Regions from separate parts of the Homo sapiens genome. Here region 2 is linked to region 1. Evidence: chromatin loops called from intact Hi-C (ENCODE). Cell type or tissue: psoas muscle. All regions are shown on one strand. Links, peaks and the distances in the headings refer to the core of each region. The heading gives the core; the rest is flanking DNA. Region 1 has its middle 320 kb from the start of SPAG17. Region 2 has its middle 39 kb from the start of SPAG17.

Evidence for each region. A loop is a pair of places that touch in the nucleus more often than their neighbours do. Peaks named below come from ENCODE experiments on the same cell type or tissue, not always from the same donor. Only the 100,000 strongest peaks of a DNase experiment are listed, where the experiment ranks them.
Region 2: a loop joins it to region 1, with 2.6 times the contacts of the local background. A loop is called at or near these places in 1 of 110 quality-filtered maps.

What each region holds. Positions count from the first base shown.
Region 1 is chr1:118,502,416-118,506,819 of GRCh38, forward strand. No RefSeq gene overlaps it. Among named protein-coding and RNA genes, the nearest start is that of SPAG17, 320 kb to the left of the region's middle. In psoas muscle, for the core only: no CTCF peak of the experiment used is centred there; a DNase peak (open chromatin) is centred at 2,716; H3K27ac peaks cover 1,685 bases.
Region 2 is chr1:118,221,539-118,225,942 of GRCh38, forward strand. No RefSeq gene overlaps it. Among named protein-coding and RNA genes, the nearest start is that of SPAG17, 39 kb to the left of the region's middle. In psoas muscle, for the core only: a CTCF peak has its summit at 1,990 (motif pointing right); no DNase peak of the experiment used is centred there.

The DNA of each region.
Region 1 (4,404 bases), core at 278-4,277:
CACTCCTGTAATCTGAGCATTTTGGGAGGCTGAGTCAGGCAGATTGCTTGATCCCAGGACTACCAGACCAGCCTGGGAAACATAGCCAAACTCCCATCTCTATAAAAAACTACAAAAAATTAGCCAGGCATGGTGGCATGCACCTGTAGTCCCAGCTACTTGGAAGCCTGAGGTAGGGGAATACCTTGAGCCTGGGAGGTAGAGGTTACAGTGAGCCAAGATGGTGCCACTGTGCCCCAGCCTGAGTGAAAGAGTGAGACCCTGTCTCCAAAAATTAAAAATAAAAAATAAATAATAAATGGAAAAATAATAATATAAACTAATGCCATGCACATAGCAATGATGGTAGTGTGTCATGAACTAAAGCTGACAACAAATCCAATTTTACTCTGAGATTTTCAAACATGTAGTGTTATTTTGTTCCACTGATCAGAACACTTCAATGGCTTCTGATCTCATTCAGAATAAAAACTAAAGTCTCTACAAGCTCCTACAGGATATAGACCCTAACTAATTCTCTGATTTTGTACATCACTATTTATTCACTCCCTTCAGCACACTCTGGCGTCTTTGCTATTCCTCAGGCACACCAAGCATGCTCCCGCCTTGCCATTTTTAGTCTTGCTGCATACTCTGCTTAAAATTCTGTTTTTCAAAAAGCCCTATATAAAATGACACACCTATCTACAAACATAAAACAACACACCTATCTACAAATGTAAAAAAACACACCTATCTATAAACATAAAACAACACACCTATCTACAAACATAAAATTTTTGCAATGACATTCCATCTTCTTGACCTTGTCAACCCTCACTCTGGTAACTAAAATTCTGCCTACAATTCCTTTACCTGCTATTCAGAAATTTATGCCATTGAGGTTAATTTACCATCTTCCTTAACAAAAATAATGACAGGGGTAAGTTTTTGCCCCTGCCCAAACTTTAAATATTCACTGAACATTGAAAGACAGGGCTTCAAGAAGGAAATGTGTTTGGATGGAGAATGTGTATAAGTGGGAGGAAGTTGAGGGCAATGACATGATTAAATGTCAATATGAAATGTGCAAGGTGTTCAGGAGCCATTTGGCTAGAGCAATGGATTTATGTATGATTACAGTGATGAATAAGGCCACAATATCAAGTTGAGGCTCTGCATGAGGCAAAAGTTTTTCAATGGTTCAAATAGGCAGAACTAGAAGATACAGGGACCAGCCCTCTGTGTGTCTGTTTATGTCTGTGTTCAGTTGTGTATATGGATCTTTAATGTGGACTAAAGGTAGTCCACAATATGGACTATCTTTCCTATTAATTCATCCTTCTACTCTCTTTTTTCTTAAAGAACAAAAAAAGTGATGAAGCTTTTAGCTTTACATTCCTGAAAATTTTGATAGGCTTATTTTATTTCAGCATTCCCATTACTTGAGAAATAAACAGTCATTTACTTCATCTGTGGGGTTGCTAACTCTCCTCCACATAGAGTATAAACATTTATGTAGCTGCTGTGTGATTGACTGAGAACTCCTTATCCTGTGTGAAACATGATGCAGCACTCCTACTCAGAGTATTTTGTTTGCTCTGTCTATTCTGGAATAAGAACTAGAGTTCATGTATTTGTTTATTTTTAAAATACATTTTTTTATAAAATCCCCAATTTTCTTATGAGTTGGAGCCATTAATAAGAGTAAAATCAACAGAGCCTAGCTATATAAATTCTGTCTAATAGGGCCCTTTCCATCCAGAGGAGAAGGTGAAAAAACAAGAATTTGGCTTATTTTGTGGCTTGCAAGTTAGGAAACGAAGGCTTTGTTGACATAGGAAAGGAAGGGAAGCCCCAAGCCCGGGCCTCCCTAAGGGAAATATCTTGTTGCTTCCTGGGGTCTGGCTTCCTGCAGCTGCCAAGTTGTTAACACAAGTGCTGCTGTTCATATCTGTTGGCTCATACGAGTGTGGGAGATGGGGGAGTAGGGGGTGGAAGGAGATGGTTGGAAGGTGATCAGAAGTGGAGGTTGAAGCCTGAGTTCATCTCTAAGTGTTAATGCAGCTAAGTACTCTCCAGAGTCTCTCATAGCTCATTATGCTTCTAGTTAAGAAACTCTTGTCAGAGAAGTAGTAGCTGTGGCCCATGGACTGCTCCCTTCTCTGTGACAAGTGGAATTAAGAGGCTGTCCCAGCAACCAGATGGGAGCAGAGAGGCTTGCATGTAGCCACAGACATGGAAGGAATCAGTTCCCAGGTGGCCTTACGTGGTTACTATCATTTCAACTAAGCTACATTATCCAAGGCAGAGAAAGCTAACTTTCTCTCTATCTGTCAATCTCTCTCTCTCCCTAAACATATGTATATATGTATATACACACACATGCATATATTACATTATATATTGTATATATTTAGTAGTTATTTTTGTACCAATAACCCACCTAGTAGAAAATAAGCTTGGCTGTGAGATTTGTCCCTTTTGTGCTATCTTAGAAAATGAGGAGGGAATGGGAAGGAAATGAATGGAAAGAAGGAATATACACACCCAGGAATCTGCCTGGTAATGGCAATAGGGAAAAAGGAAACTCAAATTAAATGAATTTGGATTGGGAGAGCAAAAATCCTGGGACTGTGGAACAAATAGTGCTTTTCCGACCTATAAACTATCACACACAAACGAAAACAAAACAAAACCCTAAGTACTCAGATAGTGCGAGGCCACAGTTCCTGGCATGATGCCTGACACCTGGCAGTCTCTGAACAAGTGTTAATCTTTCCTTGTCCCTTCTCTTGTACACTAGTATGCATGAGTATGTCTCCAAAAATAAATACGTGTAATGCATAAAATTCAAATTTATACAACAGATATATCAGATGCTTATTATTTATGTTATAAAAGTATTTTTGCTTTCTTTAGCAAATTGATTAATACATTTGAACTATCATTCAACTTACAAGGGTCTGATTTGCACATATTTCAGGAACACACCAGCTACACGAAGTGAGGCAGATCTATAGATGTTTTCCAAATGCGAGTAAATCTAATTTTGGTTAGTTGAATCCGATATTAAATTTCCTTGGAGAATAGGTTATTTGAAAGGGCCCCAAGGTGAATTCTTTTAGTAAAGCATAAACTCTTTTTGAATGGTGAAAAATTTGTGAAAAACTTGATGACAAGTCTCCCTGGCCAGAAAGAAGTGCTTGTCAGTTTTCCCAAGAGTGGAGTCTAGGCAAAGTTCAGGAAGCAGCTAGGAAAGGTAAAGGAAAGAACAGGTTACGGGAGGGAGTGGGCAGATCATCAAGCAAATCTGTATGGATTTCTAACCTGAGCTACAAGATGGATATACAATTTCCAGACACAGAATCATGCACACATGTATTGTTTATTCTTCAGCCCTTGACATTGGGTTTTCCTGATGCGTGTACTACCTGCATTTTAGAAACTGAAAATGCAGTGTTGACTAAATCTGGAGATAACACTACATGTGAAGGCAAGATAAATGAAACATTAAACTTTGAAAAAAGATGAGGGAACCCACAGGAGTGTGTAGATTAAGAAAAAAGAGAAGAAGGGAAGCCAAACCTCTGGGAATCACCAACAGTTAAAGCATGCTAAAGGAAAAGCAGACTGAGGAGAGGAGAGTGTGGTAATGCAGGATGAAAGTAAAGAGAGACTTTTAAGGAGAGAGTAGTCAACTAGGTTAATTGTGGCAGGTAAGTAAAGTTATGTAAAGTCTAAGGGGTGTCCTTTAAGCTTAGCAATAATGAGATCCTTGGAGACTGTTAAAAGACTAGTTTAGTGTGGCAGGAAGATGGACATAGGAATAGTTGACCCATGTCTCTCAAACATCAGCTGTTTCAGAGAAGCAATGATAACCAACTGGTGGCACATAAAGACTAGATTCTGGGCCTGGGCACAGTGGCTCACATTATCTCAGTAATTTGGGAGGCCAATGCGGAAAGATCACTTAAGACCAGGATTTCAAGACCAGCCAGGATAACACAGCGAGACCTCATCACTACAAAAATTTAAAAAATTCACTGCATGTGGTGGCACACACCTGTAGTCCTAGCTACTCAGAAGGCTGAGGTGGGAGGAGTGCTTGAGTCCAGGAGTTCAAGGTTACAGTGAGATATGATAGTGCTGCTACTTTCCAGCCTGGGTGTCAGAGCAAGACCCTGTATCTAAAAAAATAAAATAAAATAAAATAAAATGGATTTCCTTGGATAACCTGAAGACAAGATAATACAGTTCTGTCTAAGAGAAGAGCAATATGCTCAGATATACCAGACAAGAGTGGGCAAAGATGTTTTGTTGTGGTAAATACAGAGATAACTATGTATTCTTGACTTAATGAAGCATATCAACTTGCCTGCAAAGAAGTGTCCTTGCAAGTAAATTTTAGACTTTTCTCAGAAA
Region 2 (4,404 bases), core at 278-4,277, 280 kb before region 1:
CACACACACGAGGTGACAGTTTTTGAAAATAAGGCTTACCTTTATACCTGTGATGCTCTGCTAATTTCTACTCTATTCTAGTTTGTGGAAAACAATGCTGATCCAGGAACCACTGAATATATTTCACAGCCTCAAATGAATCGGAGCTGGCAGTTTAAGAAATAAACTGCTCTGGAGCAGACATCAAAACAAAGCAAAATAAAAACAAACAAAAATGCACATAGAAACCAGTTATTATAAATATGTGAATTTGCCTGGATATGACAATAGTTAGCCTGTGGATAAATTGATAAAGTATATAGTCTTTGTAAGGCTGTTGAAAAAGTCTTAAAAAGGAACAACAAAAATTACAACAGCAAAACAAAACAAAATTTATTGTGTAGGCTTCATAAAGCTAGTCTGGGCCTAATTTGACCCATGGTCAGTTGGTTTGTCACTTCTGTTCTAAAAGGCAGAATGCAATTGAAGATGTTTTAAATGAATTGCAATGGTCTTAAATGTGAGAGTTTAATTTTACTCTAACTCACTGAGTTACCTTATCTATCTCCAAATTCTTCTCTTTTTAGGCATATTAGCAGAAATTTTTCTGAATGACAGGAGACATTTGACCTTTCAATAAAATAGAAATGATGATATTAAGTTTCAGGTGAATTGCATGGATCAATTTATCCAATCAAAAGTCACCCTCTGACAATTTTTCTATTGAATGGTATGTGCATGTGTAATTGTTATTGTCATAATTATCTTATTATTATTTTATGTGTAGCCCATGTTTGAAATTATTTGAAATTTCAATATTTGACTCTTTTAAATATTAAAACATATTTTCTTTCTTTTAACGTTCAATTAGTGTTACACTTGACCTTAAATTCTGCTTTCTTATTCCCCATATACACTTAGAGACTGATTTTTGTTTTGCACAGAAATAAATTTTAACTTAAAATAATTTCCACACCTACTTTGTTTAAAGAAGAGCTACGAAACATTAAATTTAATTTATGAAGCCTTCTATTTGTGTTCCAGTCCTCTGCACATACACACTGTGTTAATGCTATGTCTCTATATGCCAATGACATTAGAGTTTCTGGCAAAACTCAATATGTAATCAATTATCACCTGTCATGAATGACTTTTAAGATCCAGCCAGATATTTTGGAAATACCGCTTAGTTCCACTGAGAAGGAAAGTCTCCCTCTGAAAGTGGTATGGCCCTCATCTTTAAATCTCTTATTCAAAGGCATTTGGACAACTTTCAGTTTAAGTCAATGTGCAATAAAGTCCAGCAACTTACATCTTAAAAAAATAGAGTTGTAGCTATTTCAAAATGAGTTCAAGAGTATGTTGTTGCTTAGAAATGATAACAAATCTTAAATCATTTTTTCCCTCTATAGGGGAGCACAAGAATCTTATATGCACCAGTTACAGGCCAATGCCTTTTTTTTTTTCCTTTCTCTTTAATGCTTGTGTTGGTTTCAAACTCACCAGTTAAGAAGAACTGGAATCTGCCTCCTAGGATTCCAATAGTGTGCTTTCTTTTCCTTTTCTTTTTCTTCATTGATTCTCTCAGAGAAAACAGAAATCAATTATTATCCTGCCAGCTGGAGAAAATCACTGATATCCAAACATAATGGCTTTTCTAGGCATAGCATATATACACATTTGGAGGTCATGGTCTTATCTACAGTAGATGTTCAACAAATGCTATCAAGAAACGAACTCCCTGAACAATCTGGATCTTAAGTAGGTAATGTAAGGCCACTTTCCCTAGTTTTAAAAAGCTGCAGTAAGTTAGTTTCCTGGTGATCACATTGCTCGGTGGGCTCTTTGAAAAGTATTGCATCTGCGCATGTTGATTCCCTATGTTTGAACTTGGATATCCTCATTTCTGAAAGGTTGGATTAGGTGGTCAGATGATGTCTGCCAGTTTCAACATCTGAAATGCCTCTAGTTAGACCCTCTAGCCTGCCTTGAAGGGAACAGGCTTTCTTAAACCTCCAGGGGGCAGCCCCATACCAGTTGTTAGGAGAAATAGGATCAGCTCATTGGGAGGAAGAGGATAGACCTTCTGTCCCTTGCTCAGGCAAACTATGCGTGGACCACATAGAGCTGCTGTCATGGAAATTTGCATGAAATACACAGCACCTTTGATGGACTCAGCCTGGGGTGGAGTGAGTGTGGGGCATAGAGGAGCTGCTTTTATTGGTGACTAAACTGTCAAGGTTGATAGCTGTAAATCTCAGTTCCACCACTTGTAGATATTTTCAGTGAGACCTAGAGAAGAACAGGTGTTTGTGGCCACCAAGTGACCACAGGTGAGAGATTAGAGTAGTAGATTCACAGTAATCTGTTTCCCTGGGTTTGAGGGAATAAAAACTATGTATATTCATTGTGTTTGTATATGTATGAGTATATGCTATTAAAAATGCACACTTGGGACAATTAACAACATCATTCAAATACCTGCATTGGGAATATTTGAATACCTGCGGTTCTCTTAACTGTTTATGCATCAGCTATCCACTTAAGTTGATAGTTGTTCAATAGCTGATTCTAGAAGCTCTAAGAGCCAAGGTCTTGTGAGGATCCTTGGTTTGATCCATTTTTTGCTGTATAGATTTGCCTTCCTTTCTTCAAGGAGATAAGAATGAGGATGGATTCTTTATTGATAGATCAGCAGTTTAATGCAGATTGAATTCCAAACATATTTGTTAAGCATATTCTGAGGGTGGTGGAGGAATGGGGGATGCTTACAAAACACTAATATGTGTCTTTTGCTCTCGGTGAGTTTATATTTTAGCAGGATATGCAAGAACATAAAATAAGCATCTAAGTAACTGCTGGGCATGGTGGCTTATGCCAATAATCTCAGTACTTTGGAAGGTTGAGGTGAGCAGATCCCTTGAGTCCAGGAATTTGAGACCAGCCTTGGCAACATGGCAAAACCCAGTCTCCACAAAAAATACAAAAATTAGCCAGATGTGGTGGTGTGTGCCTGTAGTCCCAGCTACTTGGGAGGCTGAGGCGGGATGATCACCTGAACCCAAGAGGGAGGTGGAGGTTGCAGTGACTGAAGATTGCTCCATTGCACTCCATCCTGGGTGACAGAGCAGGACCCTGTCTCAAATAAGTAAACATAATAAATAAATACATAACTGTATTGTTTTCCTTTTTTTGGAGGAGGAAGTTGGATGCTAGGGAAGTTTGCAGAATCTAGCTACATTCAGAGAGGTCTGTTCTCGAGTACAATGTTGGAGGAGAATAGAAGCTTTTCCTCTCCTCCTGGTGTTTGGAATCCCTAATTCCCAACTGTAGAAGGAAAATATCAAGCAGGATATAAGGAAGACAAATAGTAACTACTCCAAAATTAGCACTAAAAGGAAGTAACACTGTGCTTTGCTGAAAATTTAAGGTGAGGCAAAGGTTAAAATATCAGTATTCCTCTTGCACCTATTTCCCTGAGAGATGCTTCCTAGAGGAAAGCTTTCATTTGTAAGTTCCAAGCACTGTAAGGGCTGCTTGAGCATTAGTTGAATGTTTCACATGAACACACACATGCACACACACACACATGCACACACACACACACATGCACATACAAGTTGCTGAAGTGGTTCTACTCAAGTAATTCAGCAGAAAGGTAGCAACATTTGAATGTTATCTTTAAAAAATAAAAAAAACCAACTAGGACATCTATGCCTCACATTTGGAAAGGGATAAAGGCTTACCTTTAGCTCAGTACTATTAATTATCATTTTTTCCTCGGCACTATTCTAAGTGCCCATAAGCCTATTTTGAGTATAATTTCCTGGCAGGCAATCATAATGTTTATGGGAACATCAAAGAATGGCAATAAATAAAATTGATAAGCCACATTAAAAATAATCCCCACTGGATTAAGATGGAGGATAGGAGGCAGTACTACCTTGCAGTTCATGCTCAGAAGGACAGAGCAACCAACGTGTGGAGACGCACATCATGAACTTTTGCTCCAAGACCTACCACAGGAACATACCAGTGAGGACTTGGAGAACTTTTCTGTCTTACAAGAGGGTTGTAAAAACGCACCAATCAGTGCTCTGTAATAATGCACCAATCAGTGCTCTGTAGCTAGCAAGAGGATTGTAAAGTGCACAAATCAGTGCTCTTTAAAATGCACCAATCAGTGCTCTGTAAAACGCACCAATCAGTGCTCTGTAAAATGCAACAATCAGCGCTCTGTAAAACACACCAATCAGCAGGATCCCAAAAGTAGCCAATCACAGAGAGGATTGATAAAAGGGCATTCTGATAGGACAGAAATGGAACACGGGAGGGGACAAATAGGGAATAAAGCTGGCCACCCAAGCCAGCAGTGGAAATCCGTTCAGGTCCCCTTCCAAGCTGTGGAAGCTTTGTTCTTTTGCT